Linked DNA regions of Homo sapiens: region 1 is linked to region 2. A link is an interaction called in ENCODE POLR2A ChIA-PET data of the cell type or tissue named here. Cell type or tissue: Panc1. All regions are shown on one strand. Region 1 overlaps STPG4 (sperm-tail PG-rich repeat containing 4). Region 2 overlaps MSH2 (mutS homolog 2).

Evidence for each region. ChIA-PET counts read pairs that join two places held together with the same protein. Peaks named below come from ENCODE experiments on the same cell type or tissue, not always from the same donor. Only the 100,000 strongest peaks of a DNase experiment are listed, where the experiment ranks them.
Region 1: POLR2A ChIA-PET joins it to region 2 with 18 read pairs; 2 of 35 experiments call an interaction of 5 or more read pairs at or near these places.

Annotation. Positions count from the first base shown.
Region 1 is chr2:47,087,355-47,095,354 of GRCh38, reverse strand. STPG4 (sperm-tail PG-rich repeat containing 4) reads left to right here. Exons shown (of 7, transcript NM_001163561.2): 6 at 4,981-5,085. Among named protein-coding and RNA genes, the nearest start is that of STPG4, 64 kb to the left of the region's middle. RefSeq lists an enhancer at 5,235-6,434. In Panc1, no CTCF peak of the experiment used is centred here; no DNase peak of the experiment used is centred here; H3K27ac peaks cover 425 bases.
Region 2 is chr2:47,425,440-47,433,439 of GRCh38, reverse strand. MSH2 (mutS homolog 2) reads right to left here. Exons shown (of 16, transcript NM_000251.3): 7 at 3,499-3,698. Among named protein-coding and RNA genes, the nearest start is that of MSH2, 26 kb to the right of the region's middle. RefSeq lists an enhancer at 6,683-7,182. In Panc1, no CTCF peak of the experiment used is centred here; no DNase peak of the experiment used is centred here; H3K27ac peaks cover 1,486 bases.

The sequences.
Region 1 (8,000 bases), 340 kb after region 2:
CATGGTGTTTTCCCTGTGAGCATGTCTCTGTATCCAAATTTCCCCTTTTAATAAAGGACACCAGCCATGTTGGACGAGGCCCCACCCTAATGACTGCAGCTTAAATAATTACATCTGCAACAACCCTATTTCCAAATCAGGTCCCATACTGAGGTACCGGGAACTCCAAATTCATAAGACCTTAAAAACTGGGGAGAGACAGTATTCAGCATGGAAGCCATGTCAACACAATGGAAATTCACAGGACTTATGATTGGGGGGTATAGAATTTGATGCCTAACAACTTGGGACAGTTTCATCTACTCTCACGTTCTCTAGGAGGCATCTGGCATTTGGCTGCCCTGGGCTGCCCCAGAGTGATACACGTCTTCACTCCAGAGGAGTGTATTGATGATACAGATTAACCAGTCCCAGCCTCCCAGCCCTGGGGAGGAGTGTGTGCAGGCAGGAAATGTCAGGCTTACCAAAGGCCTGTAATGTTATACAGCATTATGACCCATCAGAAGTTGGAACCAATAAGCCAGGCTTCTTCGCGGTATGACAGAGACCTAGGAGCTCTCCAGGAAAGTCTGAGTCTTTTGCAGCAAGATGAAAGCTCCTGGCCTTGGCGACATCCCGTAACCCACTGGGATCACACTTAACAAGACAGCCCTGTTACACCAGAGCCTGGTTTGGCATCTGAAAGCCAGGCAGATAGCTCAGCTCTTGCTCAGCACCACCCCAGCCCCTCCTATCTCCGTTTATTCTTTTGTGGTGTTTCTGTTTGGTTCTGCCTATATCCCTCACTGGACTCCAAACTCCCCAGAGGCCAAAGAGAGTATTTTATTCATCTGTGTAATAATCCTTACAGCTCCCGTTGGTTAAAGTTGCCCTCAAATAAAAGCACAATTAAATAGGGCTTCTTCAAAGGGAAGAGAATGATATTCTCATCAGGAGGGTTGAGATGTAATCATGTACCAGAGCTGAGGAATAGATACTGTAAAGGTTCCCTGTTGTTTCTTTTGACATCAAGTTCTAGGACTCCAGGAAGGTGACTATTCTGTTCTCCCCTGGAGACAGAATTTTTGTCAGTGGTCTTTGAAAGGCTTAGCTTTGGTAAACCCACAGTTGCCAAAGCATGACCCTGACAAAAGCAAGGTTTAAGAAATGGCCCATTTGATTTGTGGAAGAGATGCTTAGTGCTGCTTGGTGAATCCGAGGCCTCCCTCTGCACACGTATCATACACAATGTGAGACCCAAGGTCTAGATCACACTTGAGGATCCCCAGTAAAGGAGAGAGCAGAGTGCTCAGCTTTAAGGAAGAGGAGAACATGGTTCAAATGTCCCTCTTGTTTTAAACACCCTCCTATTGAACTGGGTTCAGAAATGGCACATCCCGAGCCATCTGTCCACTCAAGCCGTCCTCGGATGGGGCAGCAGTGGGGACTCTGCTAGAGCTGTTGCCCGGCCATTGCAGGGCCCGGCCATGAGCAGTCTCAGAATAGTCACGGCTTTGCCGCAGCATGCCTGTGGCTTTGGAATATGAACTTGGGCTTATATCCACTTCCTCAGTGCTCCCTCTTAAAGATCCCATCTGCCACATGTGGAATAGCGTTCAGTAACTTCTTTCTGCAGCACATCTTAGTCCCTGTGATTCAGATGACCAAGTCCATGCAAGGAAACTGCTGGATGGGATGGCCATGCATCATGCTTCATCAGCCTTCATGCCTGGACTCCCAGGCAGCTTGAGACCAGGAAGCTTTAGAAAGCAAAGCCGCATTAGGCCTGGGGAAAAGGGGCAGGTCGCTCCTTAGCCATTCTGCAGATGGCCATCATAGGTGTGGAATCAATGGTCGCACACTCAGCATCATCTCTTGCCCCAGCTACTCATCTGGCTTCAGAGCACTGCATCTTTATGGCCAAACTGAGAGGCTCCTGCACAAACTGTTCCTGTGCAGATTTTCTTGGCGTTTTGCTTCTTTGTGTTTATTAGGGCTTAGATTTCTTCAATGTGAGTACAGAATTCACACCACACAGAGAGCCTCACCCTGACAGCAACCTCTGTCACACGTATACATCAGTTTGAAAACATGACTGTTTTCATCTCTCTGCCATGAGTTGTAAAAATGATGAGGGGCATCTATCCCTTGATTATCAGATGTGTGCTTGGCTGATAATAACAGACTCCATTCATGGTGGAGTAATTGAGAATGGCAGCCCCAATTACATGGCTGTGCCACCTGCCAGAGAGAATGGGAAAGCCTTGCTTTAAATCCTGTGGAAGGGCCGGGTGCGGTGTCTCACACCTGTAATCCCAGCACTTTGAGAGGCTGAGGCGGGCAGATCATGAGGTCAGGAGTTCGAGACCAGCCTGGCCAATATGGTGAAACCCCATCTCTACTAAAAATACAAACATTAGCCAGGCTTGGTGGCACGCACCTGTAGTCCTAGCTACTTGAGAGGCTGATGCAGAAGAATCGCTTGAACCCAGGAGGCGGAGCTTGCAGTGAGCCGAGATGGCGTGACTGCACTCCAGCCTGGGTGACAGAGTGAGACTGTCTCAAAAAAAAAAAAACAGAACCGTGGAGGGTCTGCAGTGCAGTGCTTCTTCTGCGAAAACTGTGGTGCTCATTTGTGGCCAGCCTTACCTATTATAAGGATCTTACAGATACATGTCCCTATTATGACCTTACTGCTGGCTCTCTCTCCTCTACCCTCCCCTCCCTTTCTCCTCCTCTCCCCTCTGCTCCCTTTCTCCTCCTCTCCCCTCCCCTTCTCCCTCCCCTCCCCTTCTCCCTCCCCTCCCCTTCTCCCTCCCCTCCCTTTCTCCCTCCCCTCCCCTTTTCTTTTCTTGGGTCTCATTCTGTTTCCCAGGCTGGAGTGCGGTGACATGATCATGGCTCACTGCAGCCTTGACCTCTGTGGCTCAGGTGATCCTCTCACCTCAGCCTCCCAAGTAGCTGGGACCACAGGAACACACCCCCACAACTGGCTAATTTTTATATTTTTTAGAGACAAGGTCTCACCATGTTGCCCAGGCTGGTCTTGAACTCCTGACCTCAAGTGATCCACCAGCCTTGGCCTCCCAAAATGCTGGGATTACAGGCGTGAGCCACCATGCCTGGCCTCTTTTCTTCTTTACCTAATTTCCATAGTCATTTATCTATACATTAAGTATCTTTTTTTCTTGTTTTAGGAGTACTTGTGTTCATTGTAGAAAAATTAGAAAATGCATATAAGCAAAAAAAATTTTTTGTTTGCTTTTTATTCAACACACCACTACCCCAAGAAAACTACTGTTTATGAACATTCTGAGATAATTTCATTCCAAGTTTTTTTAATGCACATTTGTTCAGCTTGCATTTTTGACTTAATGACATTTGGGAGTAGTTGTTACGTCTATAAAAACTCATCAACACTGGACTGCTGGATGGAAGCGTTGTAATTTATTGAACCAGGCACATATCATCCATTATTTAGTTTATTTCCCAGTTTTCACTTTTGGAAACAATGTTACAGTCTTTGTGGCTAAATATTTGCACACATTCTCAATTGTTTTCTTAGGGTGAATGCCTAAAACTGGAATTGCTGGGTCAAAATAATAAATATATGTCATCTTAAACTCCGTTTTGTGAAAACTTGAAAAACATATACAACTTAGAATACTGTATTGAAACCTCATATACCTAGTCAACAATTCAACAATGTTCAATTTTAGGCCAGTGTTTTGGGTTAATACTCCCACCCACTTCCCCTAACTCCTGCATTATTTAGAAACAGATCTAAGACATCATGCTAGAAAAACACTTATTTCTGTTTTTTGCCCTGTCCCACTCCTGAGGCAAGGAACCCTAGCTATTTGAAAATGGAGGGGGGAAAAAAGCGAATTACTAGGGGAAAAAAAAGATGAACATCATGTTAGCATTATCCAGTGTGGTGTTTGGGCTATTCCCATTTTCCCTGCCACATTCTAGGCTGAAGACTCATCATTTGTCTCCTGGTTTCCTGCAACAACCAATAACCACTCTCCTTTCTTCTTTCTCCCTCTCTGGATAGGCATATATGTTTTAAGCTGTTTCATATCTTGCCAGATTGCACTCTGGAAAGGCTGAGCGAATTTATGCTTCTGCCAGCATCATAAGGAGTGCTTGTGCTTGTTGTTAAAGCTTTGGCTTCCTTCTTTCCCTCTCTCCTTCCTTCCCCTCCCTCCCTCCCTCCCTCCCTTCCCTTCCTTCTTTCCTTCCTTTTCTCCCTCCCTTTCTTCCTTCCTCTCTCTGTTCTTTCTTAACCTGTTTTAATTTTTAGAACCCCCTTCCCCTCACCCCGTGGGAAAAAAAGGAAGTTTGTTTTTTAAATTAGAATGTATTTGGTTATAAATGAGGTTAAAGCCCTCCTTCCTCAAAGTTTGCTCATTGAACGTTTGTATATCCTCTTCATGAATGGCCTGTTGCTAATTTTCCTACTGGAGTGATTGTCTTTTTAAAATTGTGTTCACCTATTTATGTTTATCTCATAGCATTGTGCTTATATCAGTGAATTGCTATGAATACTTTTTTGGACTGAGATAACATATATGACATTTATATGAAAGAATAAGCATTTTTATAAAGCTAACAGCTTGGAGCAGCAAGTCACCTTTAACAGTCAGAGGGAGAAGTACGGCATGAGGCATGCATGCTGCTGTGAGGGAACGGGGGACCTGAGTGTGGGCTGGGAGCCTGGGGGCATCAGGGACCCTGGCAGGGAGAAGGGAGGCAGGTACTGCTCACCTAACGTTCCTTCACTCCTCACCATCGTGCACAAGGAAGGTGAGGCAGGAGTTACTCCCGTTTCACAATGACTTGTCCCAGCTCACACCTTAAAGAGATCTCTCGAGACCAAATATGGGATTTTTCTACTATATCACAGTGATTCATATGTTTATTTGTAGAAGGCAAATAAAGCCTTAAAATATATCAAATGTACAATAATAATGAAGCAATTTTTTAAATGTTCAATAGCATGAAGGCCCTGGTCCAGGTCATTATAATGTGAAAATGCCTCCAACAAGCTCTGTCACTTCTTGTTTTCAATCCAGAGTCCCTCGATTCTTGCCCAGCTGTTCAGTAAGTATTCGGAAAGACAGATCGCCCCCCACCCCTAGGGGTATGGTTATGGTGGTAGGTTTTCTGTTTCTATGTGTGTAGGAGGTGCGGGGTGGTGGTGAGATGGGGGAATGATCATGTGTGTACAGTTCTGGTAGATACAGTTGCCTGTCAAGGCAATCAGGAGTGAAATCCTCAAATACCTGGATGTTCTCAACCAACTTCAGGTTCAGAGTGACTCCAGGCCCAAAATCTGTGGCTGAATTATGGGGCCAGTTGGAAGCAGCACATTAATCAGCCATCAATGTTACCAACTAGATGCTTTGTTGGGGGTACCTGCAGTGGCTGCCTCCTGCCAGCCAGAATGGCTGTTCTCTGTGTGTGTGGCTTCTGGGAGCCCAAGGAAGCAAAATTTGAAGCAGAAACATTTTTATTGACCCAAATGGGACCATTAAGGCATTAGCGATCACCCCACCCCCAAAAACTCAGGACAGACAGGGAAGAGGCTCAAGTCCATGGAGAGATACAAAGAAAGTGGATCCTGGGAGCATACAGGACTCCTCCAAACCTAGAGAAGACCAGGAAAGATTATAAAAGCATAATGTGAAGTTTACCAACAGTGGATTTTTTTTTTTTAATGTCAAAAGACAGTTTTAATTCCCATAGCTTTGTTGCTTTCAGTCTGCAATACGGTCTGAAAGTCCCCAAGACTTGCTGGTATGTAGACTCATTTGAGATGGCTGGGGAAACAGAAATACAAATTCTGCCTGTAAGAAAATGGGCCCACCCAGGGGAGTCAAGGGGCTAGAAGGAGAAGTTGGAGCGGTGGGTAGGAGAGGACTAGTACTGCCACTGCCTGGGCTGCAAATCACCTCCCGTAGCCCTCCTTAGCCTATATCCCAGGCCATGGCCTGCAGAATCTCTGCCCCAGAGCTGCTGGGCAGCAGAGTAAGGTAGCACAGCCTTTATCTAGAGTGATAATGGGGAGGCCCTGCCAGTGAAATTGCAGACAGACTGACAGCAGGAGGCTGGGGGATCCACACACCTTAGTGGCATCACCATGATCCAGAAACATGTTTGTCGGAGCCCACGGGGTCAGGCATTCTCAGGAACGCTGAGTCATGCTAACCAAACTCCCAGGCAACAGAAGATGTAGTGTTAACTTCTAAGCATTCACCATACGGGCGTGGTGACTGGAGCACTGATTGGTGGAGTCTCTCCCTTATAGAAAATTTTCATGGAAGCTGAAGACAACCAGAAGGTTGTTGGTGGCAGTGAAATCAGGGGAGGGGAACTGAGCTTGATGTTCTCAAGGTGGCTGAACCCCAACCAGCAGCCTCCCGAGGGGTGGCCTTGTGAGATGCAGGCCCCCTGAACCTTCTTTTCTCTGCCCTGGCCTCCCAGGACTCCACATGCACTTTGAACCCTCATTAATAGCAATAATAAAGGCTTCAGCTTCCTTTGACGTTTGGCTAGGACTTGATTAGATTTCCAGGCTGCTCCTCTGCTTTTGGCAAGGGAAACATCCTGTCATTTAAAGCGGTTTCTGCAGGCAGCTGATCTCATGTGCTCTGGACTGACTGCTCTGCTCCACTCTTGCTGTTTCCTGAAGAGATAAGAAACTGCAGGGCAGGGTGGAAATGACAAGTAGGTGATAATAGTAAAAAATAATAGTGGTGGTAGCTAACTGCTGGCCTGTCCAAGCCTCTTTGTCTTAGAGAGACACCAGTGAGCCTCATAGCCCCCTAGAGGCAGGTACTCTGCCCCGTTTGATGGGTAAGGTATGGGAAGCCCATGCCCAGGCTCCCACTGAGCTGTTGGTTGTGGGACTAGGACTGGAACTCAGGCTTGTTGGACTCTAAAACCCTTGATCTTAACCATTACACTGGTGTCTCAAATGCCTTCGGACTTCAAGAATATGTGCATGTGCCACCAGCATGGGAAGACACCGACCTAAGAAATTGAAGTCTTAGTCTATGAAAATGGCATTTATTTGTATTTTATCACTGCAGAAGAGAAGCTTTGTTTAAATAATTGGTAAAATAGGGCCAGGTGTGGTGGTGCACCCCTGTAATCCCAGCTACTCAGGTGGCTGAGGCATGAGAATCGCTTAAGCCCAGGAGGTGGAGGTTGCAGTGAGCTGAGGTCCTGCCACTGCACTCCATGCTGGATGACAGAGTGAGACCGTATCTCAAAAAAAAACCAAAAACAAACAAACAAACAAAAACAAAAAACCCCGGCTGGGTGCTGTGGCTCACACCTGTAATCCCAACACTTCAGGAGGCGGAGGTGGGCGGATCACGAGATCAGGAGATCAAGACCAACCTGGGCAACATGGTGAAACCCCATCTCTACTAAAAATACAAAAAAATTTAGCTGGGTGTGGTGGTGGCGGGCACCTGTAATCCCAGCTACTTGGGAGGCTGAGGCAGGAGAATCGCTTGAACCCGGGAGGCAGAGATTGCAGTGAGCCGAGATAGCGCGCACTACACTCCAGCCTAGCAACAGGGCGAGACTCTGTCTCAAAAAAATATATAAATAAATAATAATATTTGTTCAAGCATTTTATAAAAACAAAAACATGACTTTTAAAAATTAGAACTCGTGGATCCCTTGAGAACACTTCTGACCCTGGGGTCCATGGACCCTGGTTGAGAAACACCTTACTTTAATAACTCTGGGTCAATAACTAAAACCCAACCCGAGTTTGAGAGGCGATTTGGGCTTTTGAGTTAGACCAATCAGGTTCAGAATTAATTCTCTTCACTCACTTCTTGCTAGGCTGAGGTCACCGGGGGAAAGATGATGGCATTCCTCGGGATAGGAGTTGCCTGGGCCAAGTGCCCTTTGGGAGAAGGTGTGCCTTGAGATGCAGGTGGCATGTGACCCCGCCTCTCCCAGCAGGTTCTAGGTGGCCCCTGGCTTGGCCTGGCCTG
Region 2 (8,000 bases):
CGCCTCTGCCCGGCCGCCCCTACTGGGAAGAGAGGAGCCCCTCTGCCCGGCCAGCCGCCCCGTCCGGGAGGTGAGGGGCGCCTCTGCCTGGCCGCCCCTACTGGGAAGTGAGGAGCCGCTCTGCCCGGCCAGCCGCCCCGTCCTGGAGGCAGGTGGGGGGGTCAGCCCCCCGCCCGGCCAGCCGCCCCATCCGGGAGGTGAGGGGCGCCTCTGCCCGGCTGCCCCTACTGGGAAGAGAGGAGCCCCTCTGCCCAGCCAGCCGCCCCATCCGGGAGGGAGGTGCGGGGGGTCAGCCCCCAACCCGGCCAGCCACCCCATCCGGGAGGGAGGCGGGGAGGTCAGCCCCCCGCCTGGCCAGCCGCCCCGTCCGGGAGGGAGGCGGGGGGGGGGGGTCAGCCCCCCGCCCGGCCAGCCGCCCCGTCCGGGAGGTGAGGGGCGCCTCTGCCCGGCCGCCCCTACTGGGTAGTGAGGAGCCCCTCTGCCCGGCCACCACCCCGTCTGGGAGGTGTACTCAACAGCTCATTGAGAACGGGCCATGATGACAATGGCGGTTTTGTGGAATAGAAAGGGGGGAAAGGTGGGGAAAAGATTGAGAAATCGGATGGTTGCCGTGTCTGTGTAGAAAGAGGTAGACGTGGGAGACTTTTCATTTTGTTCTGTACTACGAAAAATTATTCTGCCTTGGGATCCTGTTGATCTGTGACCTTACCCCCAACCCTGTGCTCTCTGAAACATGTGCTGTGTCCACTCAGGGTTGAACGGATTAAGGGTGGTGCAAGATGTGCTTTGTTAAACAGATGCTTGAAGGCAGCACGCTCATTAAGAGTCATCACCACTCCCTAATCTCAAGTACCCAGGGACACAAACACTGCGGAAGGCCGCAGGGTCCTCTGCCTAGGAAAACCAGAGACCTTTGTTCACTTGTTTATCTGCTGACCTTCCCTCCACTATTGTCCTGTGACCCTGCCAAATCCCCCTCTGCGAGAAACACCCAAGAATGATCAATAAAAAACAAACAAACAAACAAACAAACAAACAAACAAAGGTTACGGAATCAGAAAAGCACAGCAGTGGAAGACACTCATTCACAGAATGGAGAAATAGAGGCACAAGGGGGATACATGGCTGCCTACACCACACTAAGAGAGTATGAAAACAGCAAAGTATAGACTCATTTTCTTTTTTTTGAGATGGAGAGTTTCGCTCTTGTTGCCCAGAATGGAGTGCAACGGCACGATCTCTGCTCACCGCAACCTCCGCCTCCCGGGTTCAGGCAATTCTCCTGCCTCAGCCTCCCGAATAGCTGGGATTACAGGCATGCGCCACCACGCCCCGCTAATTTTGTATTTTTAGTACAAATGGGGTTTCTCCATATTGGTCAGGCTGGTCTCGAATGCCCGACCTCAGGTGATCTGCCCGTCTCGGTCTCCCAAAGTGCTGGGATTACAGGTGTGAGCCACTGTGCCCAGCCAGTAAAGACTCATTTTCTTTTTCTTTTTTTTTTTTTTTTTTTTGTTGCCCAAGCTGGAGCGCAGTGGTGTGATCTCAGCTCACTGCAACCTCCACCTCCTGGGTTCAAGCGATTCTCCTGCCTCAGCCACCTGAGAAGCTGGGACTACAGGTGCGCACCACCATGTCAGCTAATTTTTTGTATTTTTGGTAGAGACAGGGTTTCACCATGTTAGCCAGAATGGTCTTGATCTCCTAACCTCATGATCCACCTGCCTCGGCCTCCCAAAGTGCTGGGATTACAAACGTACCCGGCCAAGTCTCATTTTCTTTAATTCTGCTTTGTTGGAAGTAAATGCAGGTGCTCTAAGTTTTATCAGTCTAAAGAGAAGCTTTGACTACACTAGGAATACTTTTTATAACACAGTACTTTGAGAAAATAAGCACTTAGCTACCTCTTGCACTAGATAAGGGAAAAGGTTTCTATAAAATTTAAATCTATAATTATCTTATATCTTGTCATCATAAAGTTGTATTTCTTTAAGTCTGTCTACAAAGGAACAACGAAGCTTCCCCATAATATCAAAACGTATGTTTTAATGGTTCTAAGTGATCATGATTAAGTAAAATTTTAAGATGCTTTATGTTAAAAAAATTTTTTTTTAATTACTTTGGACCCCACATTGCCTAAAAATTTTTTAAAAAAGTAAAAAATGCTTTATGTATTAGACATAACAACAATATAATTACTAAAATTACTGGAGAAACATGGTTAAAGTTTAAAACTATGCTTATTAGAGCAACGTGATTTTATCTACCAATATTGTACTAATATGTGTCTTTGCTCACTTTACTCTGGTAACTTCACTTTGAATTCAACTGTTAGAGACCACCAAGACCCTCTATCTTAACTCTCTCTCATAGGTGTGCTGTGTGAGTTAATTCCAACAATTCTATTATTAGCCTGTACTGTTTTGTTAAAGTTCCTGCATGGCAATGACCCCTGATCAAGGCATGAAAAATACTGATTGAATGGTGTTGTTTTGTATTTGTGGGTCAGGGGATATTTAGGTGGTTTATTTATCAGCATTGTTTCATGTGATTGATGAGTTGCACTTGGTCTCAATGAGGCTCTTCCTCTGACCTCCACTGAAGAGGCTAGTTAGAGAACAGGAACATGTCCGCTTGACAAGAAAAATATTAAAAAGTCCAGTGAAGACTCTATTTTGGGCTCCTAGGTTCCAAGGTGTCCTGTGCACACATCCTGCTCTGAGAGAGAAAATGCACCCCACCACAGACTTTACACAACAAAGGAAAACTGGAACTTGCACCCGAACTCTCTGGATGACTTGCTATGACAGCCTTTGACTGTGATGCATATCCTTACCATAATCCTGCTACTGGATTGTATCCTTCTCCTGTAATAAACTGTAGATGCATAACCACTGCCATTCTAGGCCCTGTGAATCTTCCTTGGCAATCAAACCCTTTTTCACTGCCTCTGTCAGTGCAATAGGCCTTAATCACAAACCAGTAACTCTAACATTCATTTCCAAAAAGCAAAAATTTCTAAGCTGTCTCATGTCTCTTGGCTTCTGCCATGAGGCTAAGAGTCAATACAAACCTGTTATTAGAAGTCTGAACATGGCCAGGCTCTGTGGCTCACGCCTGTACTCCCAGCACTTTGGGAGGCCGAGGCAGGTGGGTCACCTGAGATTGGGAGTTCCAGACGAACCTGGCCAACATGGTAAAACTAAAAGTACAAAAATTAGCCGGGCATGGTGGCACATGCCTGTAATCCCAGCCACTCAGGAAGCTGAGGCAGGAGAATCGCTTGAACCCAGGAGGCAGAGGTTGCAGTGAGCTGAGATTGTGCCACTGCACTCTAGCCTTGGCAACGGAGCAAGACTCCTTCTCAAAAAAAAAAAAAAAAGAAATCTGAATGTGTCCTAAGAGTGAGTCACCACCACCAACTTTATGAGGACAGCACATTGCCAAGTATATATTGTATGAGTTGAAGGAAAACAAAAAAACAAAATCACTTGTTACCTTCATGTTTTTCCAGAGCCTGTATAACATTAGGTAGTTGATTTATACCCTGATAGAGTCGGTAACAATCTTGTAAGTTTGCTGCTTGTCTTTGAAACTTCTTGGCAAGTCGGTTAAGATCTGGGAATCGACGAAGTAAATCTTCTTGTAAAGTCTGCCTCAATTCTGCATCTTCTACAAAAGCTTCCACTAAATTCAATCTGAAATAAATTAACTTGAATTAATGTAAAATATTTTAGTATAAAATTAAAATTTATCAACTAAGCACGTAAGTCTCAACTAAATCAGCTCAAAATTCCATTTAAAAAGCTTGAATCTGCTGGGCGCAGTGGCTCACACCTGTAATCCCAGCACTTTGAGAGGCCGAGGCAGGCAGATCACCTGAGGTAGGGAGTTCGAGACTGGCCTGACCAACATGGAGAAACCCCGTCTGTACAAAAAATACAAAATTAGCCAGGCATGGTGGCTCATGCCTGTGATCCCATCTACTTGGGAGGCTGAGGCAGGAGAATCGCTTAAACCTGGGAAGCAGAGATTGTGGTGCACTGAGATCATGCCATGGCACTCCAGCCTGGGCAACAAGAGCAAGACTCTGTCTCAAAAAAAAAAAAAAAAAGAAGCAGCCTGAATCTAGGCTAGGTGCGGTGGCTCACGCCTATAATCCCAGCATTTTGGGAAGCCACGGTGGGCAGATCTCAAGGTCAGAAGTTTGAGACCCGCCTGGCCACCCAGCATGGTGAAACCCTGTCTCTACTAAAAATACAAAAAAATTAGCTGGGCATGGTGGCGCACGCCTGTAACCCCGGCTACTCGGGAGGCTGAGGCAGGAGAATTGCTTGAACCCAGGAGGCGGAGGTTGCAGTGAGCCGAGATAGCGCCACTGTACTCCAGCCTGGGCAACAGAGCAAGACTCTGTCTCAAACAAAAAAAAAAAAAGACAGAAAGAAGGTTGAATCCTGAATCTATTCTGAAACGTTAGCTTTTTTAGAAGGTGGAAAGCTCTGTAAGACTGTGAGGCAAACATTTCCTGATTAGCTAAGAGTCAAATTAATGTTTAATTAAGCAGTATCATAAGACACTGACATATACCCAATTTTGTTTGACTTTTATCAAACAGACATGCCTTAAATAGAAGAAAGAATTTCATTACTGGGACATTGTTACAGACACGCTGTTGCACATGTAAATAGTGATGTTTAACGAAACAGAATTACAGTTCAAGAATGTTGCCAAATCCAGTACTTACATTTTTAGAATGCTTTCTAAAATTACCTCTTGACAGTACAAAGCCAAAAACTGTTAATTAAAAAACTAAAATAATTCTACTGCTTCCCAAAGTCAATAAAATCTCAGCTTGTTTCAAGAACGACAGAATATGTAGTTCATACTGCTTCTGTAAGTTATTGGAAATCAGTGACTTTTCATTTTTTTCAGTGTAACCACAGCAAGAAATGTCTTTACATCACAATCCAGCACATACATACATAGATCTATGATTAAAATAGGTTTCACAAATCAATACTTGCTACTCTAATTATGTGATACACTCTATTTTCTTTTTTTCTTTCTTTCTTTTTTTTTTTTTTTTTTTTTGAAATAGTCTTGCTCTGTTGCTGAGGCTGGAGTGCAGTGGTGCAATCTCGGCTCACTGCAACCTCCAGCTCCCGGATTCAAGTGATTCTCGTGCCTCAGCCTCCTGAGTAGCTGGGACTAGAGACGCATGCCACCACACCCCGCTAATTTTTTGTACTATTAGTAGAGACGGGGTTTCACCATGTTAGAGCCAGGAAGGTCTCGATCTTCTGACCTTGTGACCTGCCGACCTTGTGACCTGCCAGCCTCGCCTCCCAAAGTGCTGGGATTACAGGCGTGAGCCCACTCTGCTATGTTCTATTGTATTTAATTCTTCAAAAATGCTCTGTCACCTACTAATTTAACGACCCACTACTGGGTCACACCTTGCAGTTTGAAAAACAATGTTGAAGATGTTACTAAAGTAATAGCTGAAAGGTAAATTACTGAAGCTGAAAGGTAAACTAACAATCGAAGGTGGGAAAATGTTCCTACATATTTTACACATCTCTAAGTACAGTATTAGAGAAGCTTTTCTGGAGGCCATAGGCATTACAGATGACTCAAGGTTCGGAATGCTATCAGATGAGCAACGATCTTCCTTATGTTTATAAACGATGTGACAGTAAACTAAACCTCAAATTACACAGGTATAGAAAGGAAACAAATCTGCTTTCTAAATTGAGTAGCTGGGACTACAGGTGCCTGCCACCACACCCGGCTCATTTTTTTGTATTTTTAGTAGAGACGGGGTTTCACCATGTTAGCCAGGATGGTCTCGATCTCCTGACCTCGGGATCCACCCGCCTCGGCCTCCCAAAGTGCTGGGATTACAGGCGTGAGCCACCGCGCACAGCCCTAAATTTCTTAACTATTTACTGACATCACCAGCATTTACAATTCCTGTGTTACCAAAATGTTTATCAAGCATGTTATATGAGGAAAAGCATGTTATCTCCAGAGTAAACACAAAATGGCCATATATAAAAACACATTTAAAGCATAATTTCTCAATCTTGGCAACACTGCCATTTTAGGCTACATAATTTTTTGTTGTAAGGGGCTGTTCCATGCTTAACAGCATCCCTGGATTCTACCCACTATACACTCTCTTCCTCAGCATGACAACCAAAAATGTCTCTAGACACTGCTGAATGTCCCCTGGAGGGAAAAACTGCCCCAGGTTGAGACTGCTGGCTTAAAGGAACTTGAATTAAAATTTACTTTTTAAGAGAAAAGTAACCTAAACCATGTCCAGCTAACGTCTAGGCAGCTAACAACAGATACGTGTTTTTTATGGAAAATGCCAAATTAGTGGGAAAACAATTTGCTGCCAAGTTTATAGCCCCATCAATGGGGCTATAAACAAACATTTATGGAAAATGCCAAATTAGTGGGAAAACAATTTGCTGCCAAGTTTATAGCCCCATCAATGGGGCTATAAACAAACATCGAGATTAATTAGGATGCCTACTGCTACGGAAAATATTTTTGTGGCATATAACTCTACATTTGAAAAAAGAAACAATGGATGTAGTCAAATTACACAATCCAATAAAGCAAATTTTTGGGGCTTTCCTAGCTAAGCATTGAGCTTCACCAAGTCTGGTCCAAGGATCACCAGCATCAAAATCACTTGGAGGTAGATAATACAAAATCCCTGGGAATGGGGCCCAGCTGTGAAATCCCATGCAATTATTATGCACACAGCTTGATTCTTATGCTCACAGAAATTTGAATCCTAACAATCACAGAAATCCCTTAGGTATCTTAATAAAGTAGGAAGGCCAGGTGCGATGGCTCACACCGGTAATCCCAGCACTTTGGGAGGCCGAGAAGGGCGGATCACGAGGTCAAGAGATCGAGACCATCCTGGCCAACCAACATGGCGAAACCCTATCTCTACTAAAAATACAAAAATTAGCTGGGCGTAGCGGCGCACACCTGTAGTCCCAGCTACTCTGGAGGCTGAGGCAAGAGAATCACTTGCCAGATTGCAGTGAGCGAGACTGTGCCACTGCACTCCAGCCCGGGCGACAGAGCGAGGTCCCGTAATTAGCTGGGCATGGTGACGGGTGCCTGTAATCCCAGCTACTCAGGAGGCTGAGGCAGGAGAATGGCGTGAACCTGGGAGGCGGAGCTTGCAGCAAGCCGAGATCGCGCCACTGCACTTCAGCCTGGGCGACAGAGCAAGACTCTGTCTCAAAAAAAAAAAAAAAAAAAAAATTAAAGCTGGGCGCGGTGGTTCACGCCTATAATCCCAGCACTTTGGGAGGCCGAGGCGGGTGGATCACGAGGTCAGGAAATCGAGACCATCCTGGCTAACATGGTGAAACCCTGTCTCTACTAAAAATACAAAAAAAAAATTAGCAGGGCGTGGTGGCGGGCGCCTGTAGTCCCAGCTACTCGGGAGGCTGAGGCAGGAGAATGGCATGGACCCGGGAGGCGGAGCTTGCAGTGAGCAAAGATCGCACCACTGCACTCCAGCCTGGGCAACTGAGCAAGACTCTGTCTCAAAAAAAAAAAAAAAAACAATAATAATCTTATGCTTCTTCCCTGTTCCCAGTATTTTATCACTGTTTCCTCTCAAACTGACCAGAAAATAAATCATAACTAATCAACAGAGTTGAAGAGCCCACAGGCACACATATCCTTTCCTCTCGTCGGTGGAAGAGGTGGCTGTGCATCCCTACCTGTGAAATGAAAGGAGTCTGTGCAAAGTCAGCCAATTTTGTACCTCTGAAAAACTGATTTTCTACTGAATTTTATACTATATGATGTCTCACCTATTCAAGAGAAATTATTAGAAATAAAAAATTTATAAATAGATACATAGTGAAATGGAAAAAAACTGTATATACTGTTGGGAAGGAATACAGATTGTATTCCTAATACGATCCCATATTGTTTTTAAGTGTTAACTATGTTTT